Linked DNA regions of Mus musculus: all the other regions are linked to region 5. The links are chromatin loops, found by intact Hi-C in ENCODE. Cell type or tissue: left cerebral cortex. All regions are shown on one strand. Links, peaks and the distances in the headings refer to the core of each region. The heading gives the core; the rest is flanking DNA. Region 1 overlaps Cacna1c (calcium channel, voltage-dependent, L type, alpha 1C subunit). Region 2 overlaps Dcp1b (decapping mRNA 1B). Region 3 holds the start of Cacna1c (calcium channel, voltage-dependent, L type, alpha 1C subunit). Region 4 overlaps Wnt5b (wingless-type MMTV integration site family, member 5B). Region 5 overlaps Cacna2d4 (calcium channel, voltage-dependent, alpha 2/delta subunit 4).

Region 1 (6,030 bases), core at 431-5,430, 720 kb before region 5:
GGTGTTTATCTTTGGCTCTCTAATGGCTAGGGCAGAGGATTCTCAGATGTGTGTGGTACCTTGTGGCTGCACATGGAAAGTTGGCGTAAATGGTAATGAGACTTCCTGGCCAGGAGGGGAGAAGAGGCCGTTCTTTTCCTGATCCCTTGGTTCTCTCTCCTTGGGCTACCATCCTGTAAGTGTGCCTGTGTGCACCTATGTCATCAAGACCCATCTGAACAGCAGTAGCCCTGTATGTGTGTGTGTGTGTATGTGTGTGTGTGCATGTGTGCATGCACCTACGTCATCTGAGACCCACCTGAACAGCAGTAACACAGCCTGGGGGAACGTCTGGAAGTTGTTGTTCCGATTGATCTCTGTGGTGTCATTCAGGGCAATCTTCCCAAACACCTGAAGAAAGAGGAATTGAGGGACCCGAGAAGGACAGCACGCACCGCTCCAGCCACTGTCTAATAGTAACTCTGGGACTATCTGGCAATCAGTTTCTGATGTGACCTAGCAGACACCTGCTATTCCATGATCCCTGGACCCTGGCTCCAGCATGGACAACTTTAGGAGGAAACCTGCCTTCAGCTGTCACTCAGGAAATGTCCCTCAGCCCAGGGGAAGCTGGGGTTGGGGTGGTAAGTGAATGCTGAGATCAGGATACTCAGTGTAGGACCAGGGCCTACTGCCTTTCAGCCTTTGCATTTCCGAGAACTCAAATGCACAGTGATTTTTGGATTTTGCAGTGATACGGAATGGGTGTTCCAGAGCTTGGACAAGCTTGCCTTATTGCTGACATCAGAGGCCTGCCTGTGTTATTCCCTGCTCTGTGATGTCAAGGTCACCCCTTTTGTCTTTTAAAGCACAAACGCACCCCACCTCCTACCCCACAGAACTTTTAGAGGTTTTATATAGGGAGCTGCCAAGGGAAGATACAAGCATGGCTGTGGAGGTGCTGCCTTATAGAACCTGGAAAGACTCAGCGGGAGTCTTGAAGGCTGGAGGAACTCTGGCTGAGGGAACAGAGAGGGCAGAGGGCCCCTGGGAAGGGGGCTCCTGAAGAGGACTGCATGGTTGATGGACAGTGCCTTCTCTTCTCTCCCCACCTCAAATCATGCATATCCATCAAAGCAGGGGATGCTGGTGGGACACGCCCGCTTCCTGCTGCCTCTCAGACGAGGCTGTTCTCTCCTGAAGCCCACTGCTTAATTCATGAGTGTTCTCCCATTGCAGAACCCAAGCCTGGTTCTGTAAGATGGGAGGAATCCCTGTGTTGTCTCTTGCCCATGGCTTATACCACATCCTACTGGGGGAAGTTCCAGCGCTTTGAGTGTTGAGTGACAGGCAGGAACACAAGTCAGGAGAGAGGGAGGAAAGGATGAAGGCTATGGTTCTGGGGGCTGGGAGGGAACCAAGGAAGCAGAGTTTCTCATACCTGCATCCCAATCACTGCATAGATAAAGAACAGCATCACAATCAAAAGAGCCACATAGGGCAGAGCCTAGAAGGAAGCAAAGAGAGGCTATGAGACCTAGCAGTACAGCCAGCAGGATCATTTCCCAGAAAGCATTGCACTTCCCTGGTCCATGGCAGTCTGCTGCCTTTTTTGACTAAGGAGGACTGAGCATCAAGGAGAGAACCTGAGAGGTGGGCTCTGGCTTTCCAATTCAGGAGTCTGTCTGTCTTGTTTGTATGTATGTATGTATGTATGTATGTATGTGTGTGTGTATGTATGTATATGTATGTGTATGTACACACATATGTATCTATCATCCATTCATCTATCCACCCATCTTTTGGGGATGGAGCTGAGGGCCTCTACCACTGAACTCTGGTCCTAGTCCACAGGGTTTCTTTTTTGGTTTTAAAAGCAGGCTTCAGAGTAATGGAGGCAGCCCCGTACTGTTTATTGAGAACAACCAAGGAGCAGCCCTCCTCAGACTACAGTTAGATATTTGCACAAAGAAGGGAGGAGGGTGATGGAAGTTACACAACAGAATGACCGGAGACACCAGGGAAAAGTGGAGAGGAGGCAGCTTACATCCCATCTCTATCCAATTACTTCCCCAGAAGTGAGCAGTCAGCGCTATTGCCATGAAAACATCTAATGAGGAGAAATGCATCTTGTTTCCCCACTTTCTAGCTCTAGAGCTCGGATGTATTACTTAACATCTCTGGACCTGCTTCCTGATCTGAATATGAGAAATGGTAACGCTAACTCAGCAGGGGGTGTGGCATTTAAATGGTTTGAGGCTTGTGAAACACAACGCCAACAGCCTACACATGATTTGGATCGACATATTTTAGTCCCCCTTAGACAGAGCCATGGCCACTTCAGAGGAGGTGCTCCTGGGCACCTGGCCTTCTAGCTTAGGAATTATGCTGCTCATATACCACTAGATGGCACTGAGAGATAACAACATTTTTTAGGGTAAGGTGGGTTCCCTGATCAAGTCCCATTCTTCAAGGTCACCCCAGCCACTTCCCATTACAAAGAAATGTTGGGGTGTCTCGGGGCCTCTATCAGGACCAGTCTACTGTCTTGATCCCATTAGGGCCAAGGATTCAAATCCTTAGAAACTCCCTTCACCTTGACCTGTGAAGGGGGGAGCCCCAGGCTCTCATTAGGGGTTGAGGGCCAGCAGGGTAGGCCACGACTAGAAGAACAGTGGCTCTTTGTGCAGCTGGGCTGGACCTCGAGGTCATCCATCGGAGTGCTGGGGATGGCACTGCCCACAGAGCTAAGAGTTTGGAAGGGGCAGCAAGAAGGGCAGGCAAGGAACCACAACTCACCCACAGTCTTCTGGGCGCAATCACACCCTTGAGCCCATCTGGATGGGGGCAAGCTCCATGTCCTAGCTAAGCTTGTGCTGTCCAGGGCAGGGGACACAAAGCCCTAGGTTCAGGGTCTGAGGCAGTCTAAGAGTGGATGTGTGGGGGAGAAGTTGGCTTTCATGGTATCCGAGAAGGACAGTGGGTAATTTCTACAATCCTTTCCCAAGAGTCCAAGAATCCTGACAGCTTGGCTTCTCACGAGCTTTCCACTTACAAAGCACTCCTCAGAACTGGCCTTACAATTCTCCTTTTCCGGTAAGTTCTGTGGAATGTGCTGAGCCCTGGATTTTAGAATCTCAGGTTTACTCTCATCCCCTCTCTCTTCCAAACAAGGAAATCCAGGTGCTATCATCACACACTCACACAGCCATTTAGAACAGAGGGAGAGCCAGCCCTGGGCCCTGTAGACTGGGCTGGAGCTGTTTCTTTCCTGGTCTGCCCCTGTAGGGGAGCCTTAGGGAAAGTGACATTGGAACGCTGGGCTGCTCTAAGTCCTGGGGGCAGCAGAGGTTGTCTCACTCCCAGCTTTACGAGGGGAAGGGCGCATGGTTACCTGGAAGGACTTGATGAAGGTCCACAGCAGGGTTCGGATGCCTTCCCCGCGGCTCAGCAGCTTCACCAGGCGCATGACCCGGAAGAGGCGGAAGAAGGTGATGGAGATGCGGGAGTTCTCCTCTGCACTCTAGAACCCGTTGGCAATAGGGGGTGCAGTTAACACAGCAAGAAGGTGGGGCAGGAAGGGATCCTCTGAGAAACAGCCATTGGTTGAAAGGAGGCAGGCCAGGGTAGGGCCAGCTGCACTAGACTCTTTCTTTAGGCCCAGACTCTCTGTGAGGTGGAAGGCCAACACCTTTCTTCCTAGGTCAGCAGCCCATCCTTAAGGTCTATGCTACGTCACAGCCCTGAGTCCATGACTTTGTTTTTCCTATCCTTGTCTTTCCCATAACTCCAAGTTCTTCACATATTATAAGCTTTGGGATTTGAGCCCAGAGAGCTACTGCCCCAGGGGCTCCTGCCCTCCTGTGTTGGGAGAAAGCAACCCAGAAGTTCTTATCTTCTCAGTTCTGCCTTGCGGGTGGAACTTGGCTCTGTCAGGAGGCTAGATGGTGGTGACATCCCACACAGCTGTCTGACATTGCCTCTGAGCATACTCTGGCCATTCAAGTCTCACTTCTCTCAGTCTCCACTTTCTATTTTCCAGGAACCTGGCCCAAATGGCTGCTGGGAAATGGTGGTAGTGGCTTCTGTATTATAAGGGGAGGGCCACAGTCCCAGACTTCATTACAGTCTCTGGAATGGCTGCCCTCTCGTAGCCTCAGAGGCTGTGACCTTCCCTAGAGGTCCACAGTCTGGAGACCTGGGGATGCCCCCAGGACAAGGCAGAAAAGGGATCTGCACTGAGTCCCGGGAAAGGCTGAGCCTGGTACGTGACTACTGTGGAGTGCCACACAGGGTATCTGCTGCGTGATCATGGATAGAGAAAAAGAGATAGAGGCAGCAATGAGGCATGGGGAGCTGAGGAGGGGTTAGAATTTCTGGGCTGCTTAGAGTCTAGGGCCAAAGGTTCATGACTGGTGTCTTAGTCTGAAGGAGCTTGCGGGTACAGACACAGGCCTGGCCAGATCTCTGGAGGCACAGTGCCATTGCTCCCATGCCTGAGAACAAGAACTTATACCCTTGTCCTCCCCCGACCCCCTCTCACGTGAGCAACCGACTGTGTTCCAAAGCCCTGCGAGCTGGTCAGAGCCCTTATGCCTTCTCTGAAGCTAGTGCAGCCTACCCAGCCCTGCTGGGAGCAGCACCAGGAGAGAAAGGACCCTAGGAATTCCTGTTATGGCTCCCATCCCAGGCACCCCTTGAAGGAGGGGGTCTTAAGACTGTTGCTCTCCCGTCCTGTCCTGTCTCTTTAGCTTGTCCTCTTGCTATGCTTGACAGTGTTTCTAGATCAGGCCTCCCTCATAGCACTGTGCCTCTCCGTACCCTGGACTATTCCTTAGTGCTAAAACCTGAGGCTCCACAAGCCCTTTCAGTTCTTCTATGGCCTTCTGGTCCATCCCTGAGGTCTATCTGGAGGGGTATAAGTAATGAACTTTAGGAACATGCAAGGGGTAACAGGTTGGAATGGCGACATATCCAACCTCCATGTTAATTATCCCCATCCCCAGAGGAGGCAGGATACTTTGGGACAGATATTCCAAATCAGCCCCACACTTCATACTGGATGGGCTCTGAAGAAACCAAGCCATAGGGTCCTGGTTTTCAGACAAGGGTCAGAACATTTCTTATATTTTAAAACTGGAATCACCCCAATTGCCATTAAGACTCTTAGCGCTGCCAGGCAGTGGACAGACTCACAGCTGTCAGCAATGTGCTGGTCCTCCGCACGAAGTCTTTGGCTCCTATAACCACTGCATCCATTTGGCTCCTCTAAGTTCTATTTTCTGTCCTTAGAAGGAAACTTGCTCCTCAGAGCAGCATACAGGAAGCTCAGAGCTTTTACTATCTGTCAGTTCTGCCATGTTTAAGAAAGGAAATAAAAAACCCACTCAAACCCACCCACCAGAAAACAAAAAACAAGCTTAAGTGGGGCTTTCATCTGTGGGTGCAAACCCTTTGTAAAGCTGGTGCCACTGGAACACCTAGGCCTGATGAGTTAAGAAACCAAACCCCCAAAATTTCCTAGGCAGCTTTTTGGCCGGGGTGGGCCGCTATGGAGACCACCACTACATCTCTCAATTTAGCTGTCAGGGGCTTGGGGAATCATCAGCCTTGTTTGAAAGCTGTGATGGACCTCTTAGGGGAAGCTATTCCAAGGAGACTTCAAGGTCGTGTGGTGAGGCACGGCCACCACTCAGCCAAAAGAAATGGATATTTCCCAATCAGGGCTGGTTTGGCTGGTTTGTTTTCCTGCTTCCCATATGTTATAGAAAATGACTCTAGTGCACATGTAATGAACTCAAGGAACTTAGAAAGATATAAGACTAAGGCTCAGGGTGACAGTAGAGACTCTAGAGGGCCAACCCTTATGTCACAGCAAATCCCAGTGTGTGTCTTTCACAGCCTTCCACACAAAGCTTGGGGTAAGCTAGTCATCATAGAACTAATCAGAACTACCTTTCCTTCTAGCTGGACCCCACCCCTGCTTCTGTCTTCTCCCTGGAGCCCTAGTCACAGTTCTCAAAAGCACCCCTCACAAATTCCTACATTAGA
Region 2 (6,030 bases), core at 448-5,447, 130 kb before region 5:
CTCGGCAGACAGATGGGTTACAGTGTTCCACACTCCATGTCCCCAGACTTTGCTCTTCACCCCAGGATCTACTCTCACCCTGTCCCCACGCCCATGACAGCCAGGAGAAGCAGAAGCTTCTATAGATAATTAGAGACGGAACAGAAGGGGCAGATGCACAAATCACAGTCCCTCCTAGTGACAGGGGAGGTGTCTCCTTGAAGAGCCAGGGTTGGGAACTGTGTGTGCGTCTGACAAGCGTATGGGCGATAGGACCTAGGTCAGAGCAGTGGACAGCTAGTGCTGACTAAGGAAAGCCAGCAATCCTAAGTGCATGTTGCCTGAAAACCAAACTCTCGCCCAGGGGCCTTAGTTTCATGCACAGAGGTCGTGACATCAGCAAGAGGCTCCAGAGCTGTGGAATAACCACTGAGGAAAGTTCTGAGGGTAGAACAGGGATAGGCCTGCCGGCCTTTCTCACCCACGGCATCTGAGCACCCCACTACCACCAGTGTGAACATGACCCTTCATCTCAGGAGCTACAATTTGTGGGTTGCTTCCTAACCTGCCTTGTGTGTGTCTTTGCTGTGAGCAGACCGTCTCAACTCAGTGTGTCCCTGCTGCAGTGGCTTCTCTGCTCACGCCCCCTGTGGTTTTCACACAGTCTACCTGTGCCCCACTGAGGGAGACTGATAATGGGCTCATGGCCCTAGGAGGCCAAGAACTTCCTGCTGCCTCCTCCAGCCTCCTCCTGCCCCTGCAGAACTGGGAGTCCTCCACCGTGGCCAGCAGGCCCCTCACCAGGCTGCAGCTCCAGGAGGCACTGCTGAACCTCATCCAGGTAAGACTGTTGACCTTACAGTCGGCACCAGGGCAGGGTGAGTTGTCTCATGCCTACTTTGGACTCTGTAGAGTGCTACCACCTCCCCCAACAGCTTCTAAACTCAGTTAACTGGATGAGATCTCTCAGGGCTTCAAGAGATTTGTGACTTGGAGGAATGAGTAAGGCCTCCTAGGTGCCAGCAGCCAGAAAGAAAGGGACCATGTGATGAAGGATCGGCCAGCTAGGGCACCCTAGGAGCTCACTCTTGGGAATAGTCGTAGAGTCATGTAGGGCAAGCTGCTACGGTTTTGAAACCTGCTGCTGAGAACAGGGTGGAATGATAAGATGCCTTGTCAGCCCCTGCCTTGAGTGTCTCTGCTGCTCTGTGTGGTAACTCACAGCGAACTGTGCTGTGTACTACTTTAACTTTAATGCTTACAGGAAAGCCTCTTATATGGGCTAACGAGATCAGGTAAAGGTGCTTGCCACCAAGCCTGATGATCCCCATAATGGGAGAAGAGATTCCTAAGTGTGGTCTTCTCACACAAATACATACACATTCACACAAAATAAATCTGTAAAATTAACAGTTAAGACCCTCTTGTTTGATTCCACAGACAAGGAAACTGAGGCTTGTGTTTGGTCTGGTGTGACACTGAGCCTGGCTGCTGTGCTCCCATCTCCCCTCGTATGGCCTTTGTAAATTAATGTTCCATTGTATAGTGGAGCATTCTCCTGAGTGAATGATAGGCCTTGGTAAGGGTAGTGCTCAAAGCCACAGAGAAGCAGGCACCTCAACTAATGTGTTTAGGAATCCCGGTAGGCCGTCCTGAAGGTGTCTGCAGGCTCTGTGTAAGCATCAGACTGCTGCAGGAGAACAGGCCAGCCTTTGTGTGTCTGGTTCTCCAGTTGCTGTTTAATCCCTATTACTGAAAACATTTCTAAGATAACATGTTTTAGAAAGAACAAAAAGGATGGGACTGGAAATGAGCATCTGTTTGGAAGGAGAACGCAGTCCGCTGTGATTGAGCCTCCCTGTTTAATTATGTCACTAAGCTTACGTATGCACTAAGACAGAAACTCTTACAGATAGCCTAACATGGTAAGTTCATGAGAATTTAGAACAAATGCCTACAAATTTCTTTATCAGAACAGTAAAGAAATGTAAGCCTAAGCTTAGATTTTAGGGATTGTTGCTTTTCTTGGCTCACTCCCCTCTGGTCGCATAACCCAGGGCTGTGTGTTTTGACTTAGCCATTCAGTCCTGTGGCCTCTGGTCTCTGTGTGTGTTTCACACTTCTCCATGGTGCCAATTTGGTATCCCTGATACACTACTAAAAGTGACTCAGGGCATCTTTGTAGGAAAGGCAGAAATAATCTCTTTATTCGTCCTTTGAGCACGTCACTGACTGTGGTGTGGAGAAGGAGTACGTCAGAGAGGGTGAAACGTAGGTGACTGCAGAAGCCTCATTGCCTTTGAGTGGGAGGGGAAAGCCTCTAGCATTCATCAAGAACAGCACTGCTTAGACCCAGCCTTCCCTTCCCTCCTTACCTAGACAGAAGAGCGCAGAGACTCCCTAGCTACTGCTGTTCATTTGCCAAGGCCGGAGGCTTCCCGCAGGCCATGGGAAGAAACCCTGCTGGCTTTGGTAAATTACCAGTGAGCCACGCTGTGGGTAAAACCCAGTGAATGCCTGAAAGGCTGACACACAGACATTCCCGGCAGCCTGGAGGGTGTTTAGGAAGGACCATTCCAACTCGCCAGCTCCTACCCAATGGCCGAGACACTTCGTGTGGCTCGTTCCTCCTGGCTGTGCTGGGTGTTCTGAGCACATGGTCTTCACATGTGGACAGTGAAATCGGGCAGCTCTGCCCAGCCTCGCCTCCAGCCCCTTCACATCCACACACAGGCCAACCTGCCTGCTGGCTGTCAGCACAAACAGCCGAGGTGGGTAAGGCCAGCTCAGCTCCAGGCAGGCAGGAAGTCTTGGCTTTTGCTACTTGAGTAATGGTCCCTGGACCTGTTGGCTTTGTTTTCCAGAATGATGACAACTTCTTAAGCATAATCTATGAAGCCTATCTCTTCAGCGTGACACAAGCAGCCATGAGAACCACGTAACCAGCTACATGAGAGCAAAGACTAAGAATTGATCTTCCAGGTTCTTCATGTGAACTGGTGTGACCAAACACACTTATGCCTTTTTAACAAAGTATAGTGATACAGAGTAAAATGTTTTATACTGTCTGATGTCTGGGGGTTTTGTTCCTTGTTTTTTTTTTTAAAAAAATCACACTCTCCCCTTTACTTGGTACTACAAGTTGAGCAGTTAGATGGTTCTGGCCAGGTCATGTAAGGTTCGATTTTTCCTCCATTTATGAGGCCATTTGAGGAAGAGTAGAGTTTTTCATGCGAAGGGAGGTTCTCAGAGCTATTTATTAATAGAATCGCTCAGGGTAGAGAAGGCAGTTTCTCAGGGTTGGGCTCTGTGTGCCATGGTGCTTGATAACCACCAGGGGGCAATATTACCCCACAAGTTGCCTACTAAGGGTTCCGTGTTTTCGGAAGCAATGAGGACTTTACCAAAGTCAGCCTTTTATTTGTAAAGCTCCATTTGGCATGTTTGATCTGAGCCTTTGGAGGAAGAATCTTTCTGAAGACATTTCTAGCCAGCTTTCGTTCTAAGTGTCAGCAGCGGCCCCGGCTTGAAGCAACGCTCCGTTTCTCAGTTCAAGTTGGCTTTCAGACAGCCACAGTTAGAAAATGCCCATGAGAAGAGGTAGTGGCTATTCTGGGGCAGAAGGTTGAAGATTCTCCAAGCTCTGTAGAGCTCACCTCTGTGTCCTGTGCAGAGAGGTAAGAAGCAAAATTCAAGGGGAGACAGCAGACCGACCGACTGCCTTGCATCCCCAACAGTGCGTGTGGGCATCAGCCCTGCTAAGTATTCACAATGAATAAAGCTTTGTCTTTACTGTCCTAGTTATTCCTGGGTCATAAAAAGACCTTTGAGTTAGCCCTTTATAGTTGAATCGTACTCTTCTATGGAGAATTTAAAATGGAGGCTGGGGTGGGGGTGCAGGTTTCCTTACAGCTTCTGATACCCAGACCAGGAAGCTTTTGACCCTTGTCCTCCCTCCTGGCAGCAGCATGGGGCTTCTGGGACACCACCTCTCCCTTAGGAGGGCGTGCTTTCCCTAAGGAAGGAAGCTGGGCTGAAGAGGGGTTGGTGTCTGCTCACCCTCACAGCACATCGGCTGAGCATCGGCTGTGCTGGCCTCTGGAAGGGGTAGGTCCACAACCGCACTGTGCTGAACTCATAGGGATCTCTCAAGTGCTTGACAGTGAGTATTCACACCGCTTTAGTCTGATGAGGAGAACAGGGCAAGAGATATCCATGGTTCTGTGGTCCTGAACCATAGGAAAATGTCGCTTTCCAACGTGCTCACTAAAATGGGAGCACTATTAGGCTAGGGTGTACCTCAGTGGTAGAGCACACACAGGATAGAGCCTAACACACAAGGCTCTTGGTTCAATCCCTAGCACTTAAAAAAAGAAATGTTATTTGGCCAGTGGCCAGGCTTTAAAAATAATCTGTGAGGGCTGGGAATGTGATTTGGTGATAAAAATAAATAAAAAGTAAAATAATGAAAAACACTTAAAACTATACTTATGCTTTAAAGTTCCTTCTGTAGCCAGGGAAAGACAAATTTCATTCTTAACATTTCTAATGTATTTGAGGCAATGAATGGCTTCGTTTCATAAAATATGTTTCCTTTCTTCACATGAATAAGTAAAACAGCCGCCACAGCTGCCCAACAGAGCAAGCCAGGACCACGAGGTCAGAGGACACAGCCTTTTCAGGCCAATTCTCCCGTGATCTGTTTTGACAAAGCAACACGTCTCCATCATCCACTGTATGGAGTCATCTTAAAGTCGGCGGGCAGATTCATTTAGACCAAAGATGGCCACCGGCAGGACAGTCAGGGTGGATGGCCTCCTGCAGGTGCTTCTCCTGAGGACACAGGAAGAGACAGATGAGAAGGTTTTCTAGATCCCCCAGGACAGAGCTTCCTATGTAAACCAGCATTTCATCTTCCCATGCCCCTCCTCACCTCAAATTCAGGATGTCCACCCTCACTTCAGGGTCTCTGCCCCAGCAGCAGTTTTAATCTTGAGTTTCGGGGGGTGGTGGTAGGGGATGCTGTGGCTAAAGGCAGCTTCATCCAGGACGGAGTGTCACCTTGCAGAGCCAAGGGAGTAGAAGGTGGAGCATGAGTGGAGTCCCATGGCCCCACCTTCAGCTCCTGGGCAGGACACCTTGTTTTATGAAGTGAGAGACTTCACAGAGTCCAGAGGACTAAATTGTCATGGCCCAAGGCTGCATGCCAGCCAGTGGGAAGGACCAACAGCTGCTGGAGGGGCTTCCTACCATCACACCTTGACAGCATGTGCCTGAGGGCCACCTCACTATGCTTCCCCTACTTCACTGATGCAGTGGAAGTAGCCCCGCCCCTTCTTTATGAAGGGACTCCTTAGGCTGCAGTGGTGATGTCACCGTGACTCTGGGAAGGATGATGCCTGCCCCTTACTTGCAGAACGTTCCCGTCATCGTGCCAACAAAACCTGAGCTGGATCGACTTAAAGGAGAAACACTTTGTCTTGGCACACAGTTTCCAAGGCTTTAGTCGGGTTGCCTTAGTGCTCCCAATGTGGGGTCCATTGATATGAGGCAAAAGGCCGTGGTGGAACAGAGCTGTTTACTTTGTGGCAGCCAGAAAGCAAAGAAAAAAAAGATCTGTGCTGGCGAGATATATGTCAGTCTCACACAAACTAGTGTTATCTGAAAGAAGGAAATGCAGCTGTAGGCATTTTCTTAATTAGTGATTGATGGGGGGTGGCCCAGTCTTTTGTGGGTGGGGCCACACCTGGGCTAGTGGTCGTGGGTCCTGTAAGAAAGCAGGCTGAGCAAACCACATGGAACAAGCCAGTAAGCAACACCCCTATATGGCCTCTGCATCAGCTCCTGCTTCCAGGTTCTGGCCCTACTCAAGTTTCTGTCTTGGATTTCTTCAGTGTTGTACTACAGTAAGCCAAATAAACCCTTTCCTCCCCCACTTGCTTTTGATCATGGTGTTTTATCATAGCAACAGTATCCCTAACTAGACAGGATCCCAGTGTTCCCTTCAAGGCCATGCCTCCAAGTGTCTCTTTCACACTGCCTCCCAGTAAC
Region 3 (6,030 bases), core at 572-5,571, 240 kb before region 5:
TCAGCTAGGAAAGGGATTTGAGGACAGAGGCAGGATAAGGGCAGGTAATCCAGGCTGCCCGTATGGCATAAAAAGACCTAGTACCCATGACCCTGGACAAGTCTTTCTTCTTAAGGAGGACAAAATCCCAATGCTGCCACCCAAGACAGAAAGCAGAAAGCCAGCTGCTTCCAGATGAAAGAAGACCAGCTGTAAAGCCAGCTCCCCGGCAGCCTTAATCTGCAAAGGCAATAGCCCTTTCCCCAAATGGTGACAAAAGGGTAAAAGGAAGAAGGGGCTGGGTACCAGTATCAGGCCTGGAGATTACTTCCACAAGGCAAGGCTCTGGAGAGTCACTAAGAAGTACCCTGGCAAGGCAAGGAAAGACACAATGTGGAAGAGCAACGGTAGCTGCTGAAGGCGAAAGAGAAAGGGAACAGTCAAGCAACGGGGCAGAGAGCCCGTAGAAAGGGCATCTTGGGACTGCAAGACACTTCAGCTTGATCACCTTAACCACTAAGCAATGTCAAAAATAATAACTTGTCGATGGGGACTGGGGAGGAGAGGGAGAAAGTTTCCAAGAAGTGGGGAGCTACCCGAAAGCCATTCACCATTAGAGGGGAGCTGATGACACTTGATGCCCAGGATGGAGATGCTTAGAGAACACTAAGTATGGAGCCTCAGAGCTAGTCACACCCTTTCATGATTCCCTGAAAACATGGAAAAGCAAAGCCCACACATCACTGAGGCTTCTAACCGCTTTCCATCCTCAGGTGCGAGTCCACACTGGGGTGCTAACAGTAACACACCCGGCACCCGGCGTGGGCTCGCTCGGGGTCAATGGCAGTGGAGAGGTGGGCGGTGTTGAGAAGCCGAAGAGCCTGAGAGCCTGGAGAGAGGAGGCGCGCTGAGACGCACAGCTGCAGCCCCCGCCCCCACCCCCACCCGCGACCCGGAGCGCACTGCCCGAGGAAGTGGCGTCGGGAAGAGTGGACGTGGGGCAGCCTGGGGGGCCACCGGCGCGGGGCTGGTCTCCGTAGGGGTGCGCGCGAGAGCGCGCGTTCCCTGCCGCGCCCCAGCAAAGCAAGGGACCCCGAAGCAGCGGCTCCTCGGCTCGCCGTGGCCAGACTGGCCGGCCGGCTTTCGAGGCAAAGGCGAGAAATGCAGGCAGCGCCGACACTTGGGGAACTTTCCCCCTCGCTCGGGATTTCATGGGAACCACATGCTCCGAAGAAGCCCGGCCGCGGAGGGGGAGGGGCGGGAATTTTCCGCTCCGGCTCGCACGGCGGCTCGGCCGGCTCCCGCGGGCTCCCGCGCGCGGGGTTGGCGCCCCTCGCGAGGCACGCGGCGAGGGCCGCTCCACCGGGACCCGCCGTGGGCAGCGCGGGCGAGCCCGGCGAGGCGCTGGGGTCCCGCTTACCTTGGTGGTTTTCCTCTGGAACGTACATCCTCGTGTTTTCATTGACCATTGGCCAAAAACTGCTTGGAAAGGAGAAGCCACAAAGAGGAAGAAATGCAGCAACAGCCGCGAGCGGCTCGGGATGGATCCCTCCTCCGAGGCCGGCGGCTCTCGCGCAAATCCAGGAACCCGTGGATCCGCAGTGGTTCTTGCTCCCTTCGGGTGATTACCTGATCCCCATTATTGCACCAAACACCAAAAACTGCTGCTTTCCACTACCGCCTCCTTTCGTGAGATTGTAATGCATCCTCAGTACATCCGGGCCCCTTCCAAGAATTTAGCACCGCACCTCTGGCGGCTACACCATTTGAAAATAAAAATGATAAGAATAATAAATGGAGAGGCAGAGCGAGAAGAGGCGCAAAGGCGAGGCGAGGGAAAGCGGCGGGCCCGCGGCGCCGGGTGGACCCCGAGCCGCCAGGGGGCCCGAGGCGTCTCCGGCCCGCCCAGGGCGATCGCCGCGAGGCCCCGACCCGCGATCTTCGGCGACGGCAGCCGCGAACACCTGAGGGCGAGCCCGCGGGAAGCGTCGCCGCCGCCGCCGCCACTGCCGCCGCCGCTCCGGGCCGCGCCGCGCCGAGCGCCGTTCTGGCAGGGAGCTGTTTCTGCAGAGGCAGCGAGAGGGAGACACCGGGCGCGAGAGCGCGGCGCGGCCTCCCTCCTCCCTCCAGCCCCGCCGCGCCCGCGCCCGCCCCTGCCCGCGCCCGCCCGCCCGCCCGCCCGCCCGGCGCGCCGGAGCAGACGAGCTGAACGCTTCCAGATGTGGCGGCGGCGCGCGGCGGGGACCGGAGCCCGAGTGGAGCGGCGCCGCCACGCGAGAACCCCCTGGCTTCGCGACGGCGGGGAACGAGCCCAGGAGCGGACACACCTCCGAGAGCCCGGCTGCAAGACCTCCACCCTCCCGAGGCCCCGCGGCCACCGCGCGTCCCTGGGGGGGTGGGGGGGGGCGCCACGCTAGCAAGGCCTGGGAGGGGAATCCCGGCAACACGAACTACAATGTGCCCAACTCCCGGCCCCTTTCACATCGACCGGACGAAACAGCAAAATGAGCCGTGATTCTGTTGATCGATTACAATCAGAGCGGTTGTAGAAGTGACACACACAGGCAAGGATGGGCAGATGGGCGGGGAGAGAGAGAGCCCAAGAGGCGGAGCCTTGTGGGCAAGGCAGCAGTGGTGCCCAGATGTCTGAGAACATTAACACAGCCAGGTTTGCTCTCTCCTTGGGGTCAGGCGAGCACGTGTTCTGCCAGTGTCTCCTTACCTACTTCTCTTAATTCTGCCACCCTGGCGGGGAGCTATGAAACACTTCTCCCTGACTCTCGCTGTCACAGTAATATGTATGGCACCTCCTGCACGCACGACCCTCTAGATGGGGCTGGTGAGCCCATTCTAGAAGGGCCTACCACTGGGAAACCAGATCTAAATATCAACCCTTAGAAGACTTCACGCCCTGTCTCCAGGTTCCCTAAAAGACCCTATCATCTACGTGGCTTTAAGCACGGCTAAGTGTCAGCTGCAAATCTCCAGTTTAGACCTTCCTTCTCACCCATAGGCCAGCCAACCTGCCCTCTCCACTTGAGAATCAAACCTTATATGTCCAGGCCTGCTTCTCACACAGCCTTCCCCCAACTCAGCTGAAGAACCCTGGAGACACCTTGACTTGATCTCCTCCACCGCTTCACATCAGTATATCTCGGAATTCACCTCAGACAGAACAAGGCAGTGTAACCTTCCCTGGCTTTCTCTGCTGCCACCTTCCATGGCTGAGCCAAAGTTCTACCTCTGGCGCTCTGCAGTAGCTGGTTCTCTATTTACCCTCCTCTCCTCGGGTTCGTTCGGTTGGAACAATCCACTTCAAAGGGTGCGTCTAACCCAGACCCTCCAGTGGCCTCTGTCATTTTAGTGACAGTGACAGTATCCTACAAGGACTGCAGGAACAGCTAGGGACGACGTCCATCACACACTTTCCAACTGCTGTTCCTCCTCGCTGTTCCTCCAGAAATGATCCCCTCGCCTGCACTCACACCCTGCACACACAAACCTCTTTCCCCTGTTCTTAGTCTTACCCTGAGTAAACACTGCGACCTGCCTACCCCCAGCAAAGACTCCTAGTACTGTTTTCTCACTGCGTTTCTTGGAGCAACATCTGGTAGGTAGTGGGTACCTAATACATTCATGCTGAGTGAGTGAATGAAGGAATGAAGGAATGTCCCCAGAAGTACCATTCGCTGCATCATCTCAAGATGCCTCCCTGGTCACTGCTTGAGACCCAAAACCTTACCAACTCCTCATTTTCCCTAAATTAAACTTAATGGTGATCTAATTGTTTGTTGCTGCTCTAAGGGGTGTGTCTTTGCCATCCTGGTCTGTGATTACTCAACTTGCAACCTCCAGTGTGAGAAAGAAAATTAGAAATTACACAGTCCCATTTGGGGAGCTTGTTGGATTGTATCTCAAGGGCAAGTGTGACTGATTGTATAAGCCAATAATAAAATTGGTCTGCAGTCCCATTGCACCCTGTGGCACAAGAAGAGTGATGGCTCATATTGTCACATAACTCTGTGCCAACCATGGAGCAATACTCTACAGGCGTTGCCTCACTGGCTCCACGCTGCTACATCATAAGGTAGGAATTATTGTCTCTATTTTATAGATGGGAGAGACTGACACAAGTGCTCCCTGGCCAGGGACACCCAACTGGGACCTCGTCAGGGAGAACCTGACACCAAATTCATTTTCTTGTATTTATCTTGCTCTCTGCTGAGCAGGGTGGCCAAGGGTGACACGGGGGGCGGGGGGGTAGAGCTGCAAGAGCTGACTAGAGAATACACTTCACAAAATAGTCTGGGATGGAGAACCAAACCTTGGCGTGCTGGGGTCCCTTGTTTGATTGACAGCCTAACTTTCCTGTAAGTAGGCAAATACTATCTCCCTGCTGCTTTCGTTTCATTTTTCTCTCCTCTTTTCTGCTGTTAGTGTGTTCTTTTCTTTCCAAAAAAAAAAAAAAAAAGTGTTTCCTAAGTATTTGGTCTTCAAAGCACGCCCATGTCTCACTTTCTAACTTTGGAAGCCAGCCCTGGGTGTTCTTTTGCAAGGTAACAAATTCTCCACCCACCAAAGACCATTTAGAATTGGGATGCAGGGTTGTGGGGGGAGGTTTGGGGGGGGGTAGCCACCTGCTTCTCTCCCTGAGAGCTTTGACCCTGGCTACAAGTGTTGTCTTTTCCCTGTGCCAGGCCTGCCACACAGTATTGGACGTGGGCACATGCCCCCCCATCCCCAAGACACACACACACACACACACACACACACACACACACCTTCCATGTCTTAAGAAAGTGAACTGTGCTCCTTCCTATACACTGCGCTTTGTACATATGGAGGCTCTTCGTGTACAACTTACTCAGGATAAGATTCTACTCCATGCCCACAAATGTTTCCTTTGGAAGAAATTAAGGGTACATACAGTGAGCAACTTAATTGCAGTGTATTTGTGTGAGTGGGGAAACCTGAAAATAAGCTAAACATAAGGTTGATTAAATAATACTATTTCAAAATCATTTGTGTCATGTGTGTATAGTTGCTCGCATAGCCCTGTGAGGTGCTTCTGTTTACCATGCCCCGAGGGAGAAAACGAGGTTTGTTCACTTGCTCACGTTTTTGACAGACAGAAGTGTGGGATTCAAACCCCAGCGATCTCAGCAGTCTGTCTTCCTCCACCTGTCTCTTAGCCACTCTACATATAAACTAGGGCTGTGACATAAACATAGAAAAATCCAACTGACACAAGCAATACTACAGAGAAGTATTAGTGGTAAGGAAAAACCAGTAACGAAATATCTCATTATGTATGGTTCCCTTTTTTAAGGATGTGAATTCTTGAACTAGAAAAAAAAGGTATTGGGGTGGCGGGGAGTCCCATCAATTTGCTGGCAGAAACTCCCTGGTGAGCTACACAAATAAGTCAGGTTTTTCTCATCTTTCTTCTTGTCTGACCATAGGTATGGGAGCCAGGCTACCATGCAGGTACATCCCAGTCTTAGGAAAGAGGACCCTGTTGCCTTGCACTAAAGGACAGAAGCTGAGCCCCAAGGTATCCTTCTGCCCACCTGACAACCACTTTCCCTCAAGGCTCCACCCACCTGCAGAAATTTCCTTTAATGATCAGTGCTGTCAACCTGACAGAGTCACTTCTGTCAGAATTCTTCATGTGGGCCTGGAGGGACTAATTAAGCTAGGTTAATCGATTAGAAAAGACCCACCTTTACTCACCTTAAATGTGGACCATGATGGAGGAGGCTAGAGAAGCAGGATTCATATCTCTCTGCTTCCTGATGCTGATGCTCTGACCAACTGTCTCGAGCTTCTACAGCCGTGCCCCCCTCAACAATGATGGACTGTACCCTCAAACCGTGAACCCAAATAAATCTCTCCTTCCTTAAATTACATCGCCAGATGTGTTGTCACAGCAACAAGCCTAAAAACCTGAAGCATTCCCTGATCAATGTTTCAACCCCAAGTGTACTGTTCCATCCTCGATGGCACCAAGGTGCTAATCACTCTGCTGGTGGCAGAGGTCTATGGGCAAGG
Region 4 (6,010 bases), core at 1,011-6,010, 82 kb after region 5:
AGTCTGCTACATGACTGAGCCCAAGGTCAAAAATGGAGCAGTCTTAAGCCCTAAGTTATTCATTATATGAGACTCTGTGTCCTTAAACTGATGAGATGGGGAATTTGAAGGAGATATAAGATTCTGCCTATGGGAAGAAGGTGGCAGAAATTTCTTGGGGTGCAGGCTTTAAAAACCACTGTCTCGTGTCAAATCAGCTTATCAGACATTTTGTCTTTTCTCTGCCTGCATCCTTTCTGTCTAATGGCATATTGAAACCTGCTTCAGCCGTCCATCCCAGCACTCGAAAGGCAGCGTTGGTGGTTCAAGGCCAGTCTGGTCTACCTAGCAAGTTCCAGGCCAGCCAGAGACATAGAGAGACCTTGTCTCAAACCGGCTTCATGTTCACCGGTCTTTTGGATTTGTTGTTATTTCCAACAACACCAAGCTTAGGACTCAGGCTAGCCCACCCCACAAGTCTCCCTCCTTGTGACATGACATGGGCCCAGCTGTGCACAGGGAGATTAAACACTGTGCCAAGACTCTTTAGCAATGGGCTAGTTTCATTTACTTAAGTAGTTAATCTGGTACCGTGTGTTTTCTTTCCCAGATCTAGTCTCGAGTAGACATTAGCAATGAACTTTAGATCTCATCTCAGATTTGTGAGAACAGGAGGTAGGTACTAGTCTAGTGTGGAAGGGACTCCAGACAGCAGCTCTCAGAATGCCCTTGCTCAAGGCCATGGTCACCAGAAGAGAAAGCTCCGGCCCCTTGTTAGCTCTTTGCCTGCTGTCTCATGTGATTTTACTCATTTTTGGTGTTAGGGACAAAACACAGAGCTTCGTGTGTTAGGCAAATGCTCTACTTCTGAAATACACCTCCACCAACATTTACAGTATTTATTTATTTATTTATTTATTTATTTTGTCAGAGTTTCTCTCTGTAGCCTTCAAAGTCCTGGAACGTTTCTGCCTCCAGAGTGCTGAGATCAAAGGTGTGCACTAACACTATCCAGTCAATTTATTTATTTATTTATTTATTTATTTATTTATTTGGATTTTTTTCAAAACAGGGTTTCTCTGTGTAGCCCTGGATGTCCTGGAACTCACTCTGTAGACCAGGCTGACCTGGAACTCAGAAATCCACCTGCCTCTGCCTCCCAAGTGGAATTTTATTATTTTTAATTTTTAAATTTATCTTTTATCTGTATGGGTGTTTTACCTGCACGTATGTCTGTGTACTGTGTATGTGTAGTACCCGAGGAGGCCAGAAGAGGGCACTGGATCCTAAAGAACTAGAGTTACAGGGGATTGTGAGCCACCATGTTCTGGTGCTGGGAATCGAACCCAGATCCTCTGAGAGAGCATCCACTGAGCTGTCTCTCCAGCAGCCACTTAGGAGTTTGGAAGACTCACTATTTCTAACACCTCAGACATGGAAGACAATGCCAAGACAGTTCTCTTCCTGTAAACCTTGGAGAAGTGGCCTCACAGAGTGTGCTCATGGGTCTGGTATAAAATAAGGCTCTTCTGGTATGTCGTGCTGAAAGAGTCTCACCCACTGAGCATTAGCGAGTGACCTCCTGCCCTGGACACTGACTCCCCTAGATTAGCTTTCCATTGTTCTTCTTGTTGCTTCAAAACCTATCTCAGTCCACTAGTCTGTCCTTTGGGGGAGCGACAGTTTTCACCTGCTCTAAGCCCATCCAGCAACTCCAGGCGTGGGAGCTCAAGTCCCCCTGGCCAGGTACTCCTAAGCAAGCAAACTTTCTCCATCACTCTTTCCTCTCAAAAATCACGTTATCAATAAGGACAGATCACAGAACACAGCCAGAGACTTAGTGGAAAACAGGGTCTCTGGCTTCAGGTGCCCTCAGCAGGAGAGACAGAGCGGGCTGTTCACACCGAGGACCGTTTTGTGAGGTAACGGTCGTTGCTTAATCCGAGTCTGAGCCTGGCCCGTGAGAAGTGCGTAGGTGGTAGTGGTACACTGCCCTGCAGAGAGAACTACACAGGAGGTGCAAGGAGCAGCGGGCACCAAGTGAGCCCTTGATCCGTGCCAGCTATAACCTGCTTGCCGAAAGAACCCTCAAGTCTACAAACCATCCAGATGTCTGGAGGAAGTGACTTAGGGCCTGGGAACAAGCCCAACCATGGCCACGGACACAACTTCGGCAACTACATAACAGGTTCCAGGCTATCCAGGGCTACACAGAGACCCTGTCTGAAAAAAAAGAAAAAAAAAAAGAAAGAAAGAAAGTTAATTAAATCGATTTGATAATTCCACACATGTACAAAATGCATTCTTTTGTGTGTGTTGTTTGGAACAGGATTGCACTGTGTAACCCTGGATGTTTTGGAAGTCACTACATAGACCAGGCTGCCCTCAAACTCACAGAAATCTGCCTTCCTTGGCCTCCTGAGCACTGAGATTACAGACCTACACAGCCACTGCCCAGCTAAAGCACTCTTTTTTTGTTTTGTTTTGTTTTGTTTTGTTTTGTTTTGTTTTTCGAGACAGGGTTTCTCTGTGTAGCCCTGGCTGTCCTGGAACTCACTCTGTAGACCAGGCTGGCCTCGAACTCAGAAATCTGCCTGCCTCTGCCTCCCAAGTGCTGGGATTAAAGGCGTGTGCCACCACTGTTTAAAGCACTCTTGTTACTTTCGCCTCTCTCCTCTCTTCTGCCTCTCACCCGTCTATCCTCCCTGTCCCGGCTACAATCCAGTCTTCACATTCACACCTTTTGCTTTGTTGTGTGACCCGCTGTTTAACCAAAGCCGTCTGTTTGAGCATAGGTTTGAACTGTCCATAGAAGACTAAGTCGACTCCCAAGTGGGTACACAACAGAAGATACTGACTCTCCACCTCCCAGAGTCTACCTGAAGCCAGGAGGCCCCATGAGTTTCTCTTGTATCCATGATTGACTGCTGACCAGACCACTCTTACACAGGCCTGGTGCAGGAGAGGGATGTTGGGAGTTTATGGTTGCAATGGCTTGTGCCATGCCCAGAAGATGGCATTTCTTAGTCCTTCTTACTATCTTACTTAGCTTCTGGATCTTATATCCTTCTCATCCACTGAGCTTTAGAGAGGAAACACGTAAATGTCTTATGTAGGCCTGAGCATTCAACTGCCACTTAGTCTAGGTACTTGAAACTGGTCAACTTTTGAACCAAGGTGTGAGTCACAGACTTTAGACTTGATGGCACAGTGACACTCAGTGGACAAATGAAGAGCTGCATGCTAGTCCCTCATGGGTATTGGAATTTTTCCAGCCGTGAGCCATGCTGGAGCAAGAATGTTCCAAGGGCCCATGTTCTCTGTTACCTAATCAGGTCCACTCTAACATTCCTTATTGAGTTCAATAATAAGCTGAAAGGACACCTTGCATTCTATAAGTGAGCAGAGTTATTTCCTACTACCCAGTCATGTAATCCCTGCCCACAACCTAAGAGAGGAAGCTTGGACATCTTGTGCTCCTTAAAGGACCAAAGGCCAGGGGATGTAGTTAGTCTAGTAGTTTAGTTTAGACTAGCATGTATGGTGCCCTAGGTTAGATTCTAGCATCAGAGGGGGGAAAATGGACAAAAGACCCCTAGCTAAACTAAGTATGGTGCCACACACCTAAGGCAGGATGGTGGCAAGTTCAAAACCAGCCTGAGCTACAGGAAATCCCGTCTCAAAATAACAGGGAGCAAGGGGAACTAGCCAGAGGGTGTCAGTCAGTTTCCACATGCCCAATGTGGATTCTAGTTATGATTTACTGAAAAACCTTAACAATTTTTATTCATCCCAATTATTTCTTTTTTGAAAACTCTGACTTTGAAAAACTAGAAAAATAAGGTCTATTATAGTTTGGATACACAATGTCATCTGTTTGTATGTCATTGGATACAGGCTCACTTGTCTGAACACTCGCTTGGTCCCCCGCTGCTGGTGTTATTTAGGGACATTGCAGAAACTCTGGGAGGTGGGCCTTCCTGGAAGTTTGGATCTCTGTGGGGTGGGTCTTAGGGTCTATAGTTTAGCCTGCTCCTGTCCTAGCTGCTTCCTTGTCCACAGAGATGTGAGCAAGCAAACTCACACTGCAGCTGCCGCAGCCTCAAGCTGTTCCAAACCAGGCGCCAAAACAAAGTCTCCCTTAAGCTGGTTACAACAGGGAAAGAATCCATACACTGCCAAGTGAAAACTGTCTTTAAATCATTCAGGAAAATTAATGGTCTTTCAAACAGAGTCCACAGGAAAATTAATGCATGCGTATGATCTTCCCACCCTCAGATTTCTATTTGATTTTAATTTAAGACAGGCTCTTACGGCTGGCCTTACTTGATCTCCTGTTCCAGATATCGTGGTCCACTACCACAGGCAGCAATCCAGAGAAGGCTACAGAGAGCGCCCTCCTGTATGTGCTTAACAAGGCTCAGCACACACATCTGCATTAAGCTGTTATGCTATGATGAAATGCTTCTTTTGGTCTCTGTAACTTGCTTATGTAGATACCCCAAGATTGTCTTGGATTGCTTAACTGGGCAGAACAGACCAGTTTTTGCTTGCTTGCTTGCTTGCTTGCTTGCTTGAGTAGCTATCGAAGGACTGGAAGGAGGGGAGGGAGGGGAAACTATGGTTGGAATGGAGGAGGGACTGGGAGGAGGGGAAGGAAGGGAAACTATGGTTGGAATGGAGGAGGGACTGGGAGGAGGGGAGGGAGGGGAAACTATGGTTGGAATGGAGGAGGGACTGGAAGGAGGGGAGGGAAGGTAAACTATGGTTGGAACGTAATATAAGAGAGAAGAATGAGAAATCTTTCCCTCACCTCCTTTTTCATGGCAACTTCAAATCTGGCTCATAGACTGTTCATCCTGCTAGCTCAATACATCTTTAATTACAATTGGATAGAGTCTATGATCTTTAACCCAGGATTCACAAACTCCATAACATCAGGATACCGTGGGTTTCATCCTTAGCATCAAAAATAAAATTTCAAATGAGATCACTGCTTGCCCAAATAAGGAGAGGGAGAGAAACCTCAGTAAAAAGATATTTAATGTCAAAGGGACGCTGTACATGTGGGCAGAGATGACAGTCTCACAGGCAGTTGACCTGACCTGCTAGCATGCCCTGTCATTCTCAAAGCCTCCCTTGACAGAGTGACAGCAGATTCCTGTCCTGTGCAACAGGCACTTGGTCCCCAGTCAAATCCCAGGTTTGCTCCACGTCTTCCTGGCTGTAGCAGGTGACAGAACCGTCTTTCTCTTGGCACAAGAGCTTGAGGCAGGAGCTGGTGACATTCTCATCAGAAGGCAGAGCCAGGGTCCAGGGAGGCCCAGATCTCTTACGGTCACCGGTTGGAGTGACTTGAGACCACTCCCCCATATTGGGGCAGGGGACTTTCCTGCAGTGTGTACTCAGATGAGAAAAGAAGGAAGTACAGAGCCCCTTCCCAAAGCTGGCTCCATTTTCAGGAAGACCTAGGCTACCATCCCGGTTATCAGGTCTTTCCACAGGGCCTCTGGGTCTCCTGGCCAGGGTCACAGACACTCATCTTCCCCACAGGACTGTAGATGTGGAATAAGTCCAGTTCCTTCATCTAATCCCCACCTGTCTCCTGGAGGCTATGGCGCACAGACACTCTCAAGCCCATGTCCCAAAAGTCCTGGCCAGAAAATGGGGAAAAGCCCGTTTCTCTCCCACTGGTTGTGGATTTCCAGCAAAATCCAGTCCTCACAGAGGGCCAGCATCTCCTAAGCTCTTCCTCTCCACTTTCTTCTCTTGATTATCTATCATCCATCCATCCATCCATTTGTACAAATATAAAATATATTTAGATAGATTTATATAATATAGACTTTTGTGAGGCGGAGAGGAGCGGCCTGAAGGCCCGTGTGGTGCAGTCACTTACAGACATACTGGTCCACAACCTCGGTGCATTTTTTGCATCTGACAAAGCAACACCAGTGGAACCTGCAGTGGCAGCGTTCCACCTGAACGCTCTTGAAGCGGTCATAGCCGCGGCCACAGCACATGAGCTCGC
Region 5 (6,030 bases), core at 679-5,678:
CTTTATCCTAGGACACTCCTTGATTGGGAGGGTCCCCAAACCCTTAATCCACTTTAAAGCCCTTTCCTTTCTGGGAAGAAAGGAAAGACAGAGTTCCAGCCGTCTAAGTACAGCCCTGCCTTAGGAAACAGCCATCTCCTCTCAAGAGGCTCCAGTTATGTAGCGGAGATGCTACTAGGTCACCCCAGAGACAAAAGCATTGTCACCTGTGCCCAGGTATCTGCCAGCCTCGACAAGGCTCAACACTTGAACGAAAGAAATTGTGCCTAAGGCCAAAGCACCTCAAAGACAATGACAGGCTGAGGTGGCCTTAACACAAAGCAAAGGGAAACTTTGTCCCAGCTGCTGTTGATGCTTGCTGTCAGCCTGGGAAAGGACATCTGTTCTTTACAAACCAAGAGACACACATGGCACCTGGGTCCTGGAGATGTGGGGCTCCTAAGCCATAAAGATGCCTGCCTTCAGCCCACCCTGCTCAACAGTCTCAGGGTTCTGGATATCTGGTACCAAGAAGGCTCCCACTGCCTCATTTGGCTTTCTTATACAAACGATGCCCCCCCCCCAACCCGCTTCGTTTCCCTTCCACCCCTCTGGTTGCTACTGACCAAGGCAGGTCCTTGGGCTCACACTTCCTGGATCTGGTCTCCTTCATGATTCCTGGCTGTGGTGGGAAGTCACCTCCAGCAGTTCTCACGGGGCCTTGCTGGAATCGTGACAGAAGCTGTGTGTTACAGTCTGCTCACTCACGTTAGCCTCAGGATGCAGTCAGTCATGCTCCTCCCGCCTGCATGCTCCGTAAGTCCCTTCTGCCAGGACACCTCAAGGAAGCCACCTGGTCCTGCCACTGGTGACTCTGATAGGTTTCAGCAACGGAATGCCCTCTCCAATGACAGGAAAATAGCCCAACCTTAAGCCTAGTAGGAGAGCCCTGTTTGAGGCTTCCAGCCTCTGACGCCAGGTGCCCAGTAGCATGAACAGGAAGTGAAGTTGGCTGAACCCCGTCTGCTCTCCCAGCCCACAGGAACTGTTTAGCCTGAAGCCTGCCTCTCCTCTTAGCCTCATTGTCTGTGAGGGAAGCGTCCGGGTCCAGGCATGGAGACCTGTGACTCTCCTCCTCACTCCTTGTGTGACCTTGCAAAAGCAGCGTCCTGATTGCACCCCATTTCTGGGTGTTTAATATGGTTCCTGCTGCCTTCCTTCCCTCTCCTCCTTCCCTGCTGGGCTGTAAAGGGTAAAGTGTGTTGATGCATCAGGACCTCAGTGCTGCGAGGTGCCCACGAGTGCCCGGGGATAAATCTCAAGGGCCCTGGGAAGGGCAACATGGCAGTGTAGCAGGGCTTCCCCACTCCACAACAGCGCAGCAGGGCCTCCACACTCCACAGCAGCATAGCAGAGCCAGGGCAAGGCCTCTACTCTCTACAGCAGCGTGGCAGGGCCTCCACGCTCTGCTGTACCCTTTGCCGAGTGCTGGTCCGCTGTATCCCCAACCCTTGTAGATGGGTTCCCTAAGGCCTTCTGTGATGTGTGGTAACCCTCCTCACACACATTCCTCTGTCACCCACAGCCCACAAGCACAAGAAGCAGGACCTGCTGCACCCCTGTGACACAGAGTACCCAGTGTTCGTGCATCAGACGGCCATCCAGGAAGCCAATGGCATCATCGAGTGTGGGGGCTGCCAGAAGTAAGTCTCCAGGCAGCCACGGAATCCGGCCAACGGCGTCTTGCCCTTGGCACCCATAGGAAAGTCTCCACAGGAGGAAAGGAGTCCCTTTCATCTCAGAGAGGAGTTGCCCTTCTCGGTATCCTGATCTTCAGTGCAGCAAAAACCCAGACTGGAGCAGAGGGGAGGGGAGTGGGTGTGGACAGTTTGGTTGTCTGCTTTAGGAGACACAGGGCCAAGGATCCAGAGACCAATTCCCAAGTCAGTGAGTCGAAGTCCAAGGCCACGGGGTCTCTCTTGGAAACCCCTGCAGGCTTGCTTCCCCTCCGCTCAGAGCAAGGTAGCGTCAGGGCCTTGAACACTTATGTGACAGGCTGGGAAAGAGGCAGGACGTTCTGCCCCGTACAGAGCAGGAACTATGTGCAGGACTGGGGTGTTCTCAGCAAAGGCACAGGGTAGGAGTAGGAGCCTTGGTTGGAGCTGTCAGAGCCTGGGGCATCGCCAGGCCAAGTCTTGAATTTCTAAGCAGAATCCAGTCAGGCTAGCTCCTGGGTAAAAGTCCCTAGCTTCATCCAGACCAGCTTGGAAGGCCACACCTACTGACTTCCCACGCTAAACTTTGAAGAAACCAACCTAGAGGCATCTGTCCCAACCCAGGAGGACAGTACCTCCAGGGACCTCCCTTGGCCAGTCTTGCAGCTTACTGGGGCCACCAGGATGTCTGGGGAACCAAAGAGCTAGGCCAACTATTGTGTAAGCTCAGATTGTGGCGCTAGACAGATCTAGGTTGCCGCCTCTTCATCATGTGTAACATCTTAAGTACACATACAGCAGCCTTCCTGGGGCTAACACTATTGGCGTGCTTATGTCGGGCTTTAAGGAACCATTGAGGGGATAGTAGAGAAGAAGGGCTTCCCAGCAGACAGACTTGACTCTGCCTTTGATCCTTTCCATCTCTAGTCTTAACTGCAGACAAGCTTCTAGCCTGTTTTGTCCTGTGCACAATGGGAACTATACCAAGTTCACATAATGGTGTAATGGCCACATGTGAGTTTATATGTGTGCTATATACTTACTTGTGTGTGTCTAACATCACCCACCCCATACAAAATGCTTGGTGATAACCTTCCTAGCTGTGTATGTAACACATAAAGACCTTTTCCTACCCCCCAACCCAAGCTATATATAGGAGCATTGGTGCCATCTTGTGGCCAAGCCCAGAACTGCAAATTCTCTGGCTCTAACAGAGGTAATATGCCTGTTTGCTGGAAATGATCCCTGTGGGTGTTAATGACAGCTCCTTCTTCACCCTCTCCAGGCTACTGGGAATGGAGGGGTGGCATTGTGACGGTTCATGTAAAAGTACTGAGCTATTGGTCTCAATATTCCTGGGACTGCCTGTCCTTCCCAGGGCTCCAGAAGGTCTCTCCCCAGAGAACTTCTCCTGGAGGCTGCACTTCCTGCGACTCAGAGCCCATTGCCCTCTCTGCTGCAGGACATTCGTGATGCAACAGATTCCCCGAAGCAACCTGCTCCTGCTCGTGACAGACCGCACCTGTGACTGCAGCGCCCACTCTCCCATCCTCCAGGAGGCCACAGAAGTCAAATATATCCTTCCCACCCTCCAAGGGGAAGGGGGTGGCTGAGAGATCATAGAGCAGCTCAGATTTGGGTTGCAGAGTCCAGCTTCTCACTGTCCTCCCTTGCATCCAGCACCATGATGGGGGAGGGGGAGGAGGGAGGAGGGGGAGGGGGAGGGAGCGGCCCAGCCTGTACCTGCTTGCTGGGCCACTGACCTCACAGATCTTGACCTTCAGGATCTCTGGAACTGTGGAGAGTTGTACCTTGACAGTGAGCTCCGCACATAATGCCTCTGTCAAGTGTGACAGGATGCGCTCCCAGAAGCCCCGGAGACGACCAGGCTCCTGCCATGCCTTCCATCCAGAGGTGCGGGCTATGAACTAAGAGGCTTGGCCTTTGACCCCTAGTTTTGTCCTGTGTGTGGCTTCTTGGGACATGAGTATTTCTGGACTATGTGTCTATCATGCTGGGGGAGCCCTGCATCCACAATGATGTTGTGTGATACACAGAATAAGGAGCAGTGGCAAGCAAGGATGTTCCAGGTCAGTTGGGGGAGGGGGAGGGGCAAAGGAAAGCAGACAGAGAGAAAGGGAAAAGGACCCAAGGGCATCTGTACTTCTAGGGCCTGGAGCCCAGTAAGCTTCCCCTCACATCCTTCCTGACTTCTGAGACACCTCAGCGCTACTTACCATGACTTAGCTAATGACAATAGCGACTGGTATCTATTAACCCCTAAGCCAGGGACCTTACTACCCAGTCTCTGCTGGGTGTGGCTGCCTTTACAAACTACCTCCCTAGAGGGGCTCCTGGAGATGACAGCTGTTCCACACAATTATGAGAGGAAGGCCCTAAAGATTTAAGCAAGTAGTCTCTACTGTCCCTAGAAGATTGAAGAAAGGCAGGTTTCTTCTCATCTTTGAAACCTCGCCGAGCCAGGCGTGGTGGCGCACATCTTTAATCCCAGCACTGGGGAGGCAGAGGCAGGCGGATTTCTGAGTTCAAGGCCAGCCTGGTCTACAGAGTGAGTTCCAGGACAGCCAGGGCTACACAGAGAAACCCTGTCTGGGGCGCGGGGGGGGGGGGGGGGGAGAATCTGAAACCTCGCCATCTCCAGGCGAGGCTGGAAGCAGGCTCTTATTTTGTCTGTGTGCACCCATGCTGTACATGCCAGACCTTGGCCACCTCTCTCCTAATGCTCCTTACCCCTCTGGCTTTTTAGGAGAATGCCCAGGACTGTGGCGGTGCTTCAGACACTCTGCCTTCATCCCCTCTGCTCCTGCTATCACTGGGGGCCTGGCTGCTTCCACCCCAGCTTCTGTGGTGACTCCATCCCATCTGACTTTCGCAGAAGGGGGACCTTACAGGACATTCTACAAAGTTACCGGCTTATGAAGGCCCCTCACTGCTGTGGGATGTCTCCTGTTTCAGTCCTGGGGCTACAAGTCTCTGCTTCTTAGAGATTGCTAGAGGGATCTCCAAGGCTCTTCAAGTCTTCTACTCTTGTCTCAAGTGAAGGAAGGACAGAAGTTCATTACTCCAGTTTACCAAAGGGTCACCCATTTCCCTGGCTGATCTGCTGATCCGAGGAGTTCTGGAGGCTGGAATTGAGCGGCGAGGCCCATGTAGAGGCTGTGGCAAGAGTGTGCTTGCCACCAAAGGGAAGGTGCTTTTATCCATCAGATAGTGCAGAGGACAGGCAGAGGGAGAGACAAAAGACTAGGGAAGGGACCAGAAGAGGAGGGAAGAAATGGAAAGGAAGCTGGGCGTGGTGGTTCACACTTTCAATCCCAGCACAAACGGAAACAATAGGAACGCAATGGATATTAAGTCCTGCGAGCTGTCATTAGCTACCTCTGAAGAGTCTCAACCTTTTTACACTAATGATCTGGAGAGCGGGCAGGGGTGTATGGGAGGAGGTGGAGGGGAAGGGAAGGGATAAATGCTGTAATTATAATCTCAGAAAGGGAAAGAAAAGCTTTTAGGATGAGCTCTGCAGCTGCTGCACTGGGCCAAGCACCAGTGTGGCACTGGACAGGCATGATCCTGAGGAGGTGGCGAGAAAAAGCAGAACCGAGACTCGCGCCTCACAGACTAAAGGAAGGAGCCAGGTGAGGTCTCCAAGAGCCATAGTGGGCTTTCTGTGGCTCACAATGTACAAAAGAAACCAGACTGTTGCTGGGGAAAGTCCTGGAGGCTGGAAACAACACATAATCATTGCCACAATGCCCAAGTGAACACACACACACGCCCGTGCGCACACATTTGTGTACCTGTTTGTACAAAGATGTGGAGGCCAAAGGTAATATTGGCCGTTTTCCTCAATTACTCCTTTAATTTTTTTTTTAGATAAGATCTCTCACAAAATCTGAGTCCTCCAATTCATAGCTGGCCAGCAAGCCCCAGAAGCCCTTCTGTCACTGTCTCCCCAAGGCTGGGACTGCAAGCATGCCCCGCTGTAGCCCTACTGTTGGAATAGTTCAGGAACCTAACTTGGGCCCTCATTCTCCACTAGCTGAACCTCTCAAGCCCCGCGTATCTATCTTTTAAATCAGGAACCTAAACTGGCAGCCGTGGTGCACGCCTTGAATCCCAGGACTGGGAGGCAGAGGGAGGAAGATCTCTAAGTATGAGGCTAGCCTGGTCTATAAAATGACAGACACCCAGGGCTACACAGAAACCTTATCTTGAAGATAAAAAAATAAATAGAAAAAGAATAAAAGCTAAAACTTGGAGAAGGGAAACTGGTTCTAAGTCTCGGCTTTGTGTAGTAGGAGGCAATGTACCTAGC

The links. A loop is a pair of places that touch in the nucleus more often than their neighbours do. Peaks named below come from ENCODE experiments on the same cell type or tissue, not always from the same donor. Only the 100,000 strongest peaks of a DNase experiment are listed, where the experiment ranks them.
Region 1: a loop joins it to region 5, with 2.8 times the contacts of the local background. A loop is called at or near these places in 5 of 42 quality-filtered maps.
Region 2: it touches region 5 in a loop (6-fold over the local background); 41 of 42 quality-filtered maps call a loop at or near these places.
Region 3: it touches region 5 in a loop (6-fold over the local background); 14 of 42 quality-filtered maps call a loop at or near these places.
Region 4: a loop joins it to region 5, with 4 times the contacts of the local background. A loop is called at or near these places in 21 of 42 quality-filtered maps.

The regions. Positions count from the first base shown.
Region 1 is chr6:118,624,069-118,630,098 of GRCm38, forward strand. Cacna1c (calcium channel, voltage-dependent, L type, alpha 1C subunit) reads right to left here. Exons shown (of 47, transcript NM_001159534.2): 32 at 3,374-3,502; 33 at 1,421-1,486; 34 at 299-390. Among named protein-coding and RNA genes, the nearest start is that of Gm38887, 31 kb to the left of the region's middle. In left cerebral cortex, for the core only: a CTCF peak has its summit at 2,381 (motif pointing right); a DNase peak (open chromatin) is centred at 2,279.
Region 2 is chr6:119,217,160-119,223,189 of GRCm38, forward strand. It overlaps Dcp1b (decapping mRNA 1B), which reads left to right. Exons shown (of 9, transcript NM_001033379.3): 8 at 644-820; 9 at 2,844-4,455. The coding sequence ends at 2,921. Among named protein-coding and RNA genes, the nearest start is that of Cacna2d4, 16 kb to the right of the region's middle. In left cerebral cortex, for the core only: a CTCF peak has its summit at 3,315 (motif pointing right); DNase peaks (open chromatin) are centred at 2,325 and 3,351; H3K27ac peaks cover 525 bases.
Region 3 is chr6:119,106,528-119,112,557 of GRCm38, forward strand. Cacna1c (calcium channel, voltage-dependent, L type, alpha 1C subunit) reads right to left here and starts at 1,968. Exons shown (of 47, transcript NM_001159534.2): 1 at 1,400-1,968. The coding sequence starts at 1,448. In left cerebral cortex, for the core only: CTCF peaks have their summits at 1,801 and 2,806; DNase peaks (open chromatin) are centred at 687, 821, 1,228, 1,596 and 2 more places; H3K4me3 peaks cover 2,295 bases; H3K27ac peaks cover 2,207 bases.
Region 4 is chr6:119,427,528-119,433,537 of GRCm38, forward strand. It overlaps Wnt5b (wingless-type MMTV integration site family, member 5B), which reads right to left. Exons shown (of 5, transcript NM_009525.3): 5 at 5,004-6,010. The coding sequence ends at 5,871. Among named protein-coding and RNA genes, the nearest start is that of Gm40397, 37 kb to the right of the region's middle. In left cerebral cortex, for the core only: CTCF peaks have their summits at 1,242 (motif pointing right) and 3,207; a DNase peak (open chromatin) is centred at 3,211.
Region 5 is chr6:119,345,570-119,351,599 of GRCm38, forward strand. Cacna2d4 (calcium channel, voltage-dependent, alpha 2/delta subunit 4) reads left to right here. Exons shown (of 38, transcript NM_001033382.3): 35 at 1,565-1,682; 36 at 3,157-3,269; 37 at 3,526-3,608; 38 at 4,462-6,030. The coding sequence ends at 4,566. Among named protein-coding and RNA genes, the nearest start is that of Lrtm2, 18 kb to the left of the region's middle. In left cerebral cortex, for the core only: a CTCF peak has its summit at 2,879 (motif pointing left); DNase peaks (open chromatin) are centred at 2,467 and 2,874; H3K27ac peaks cover 426 bases.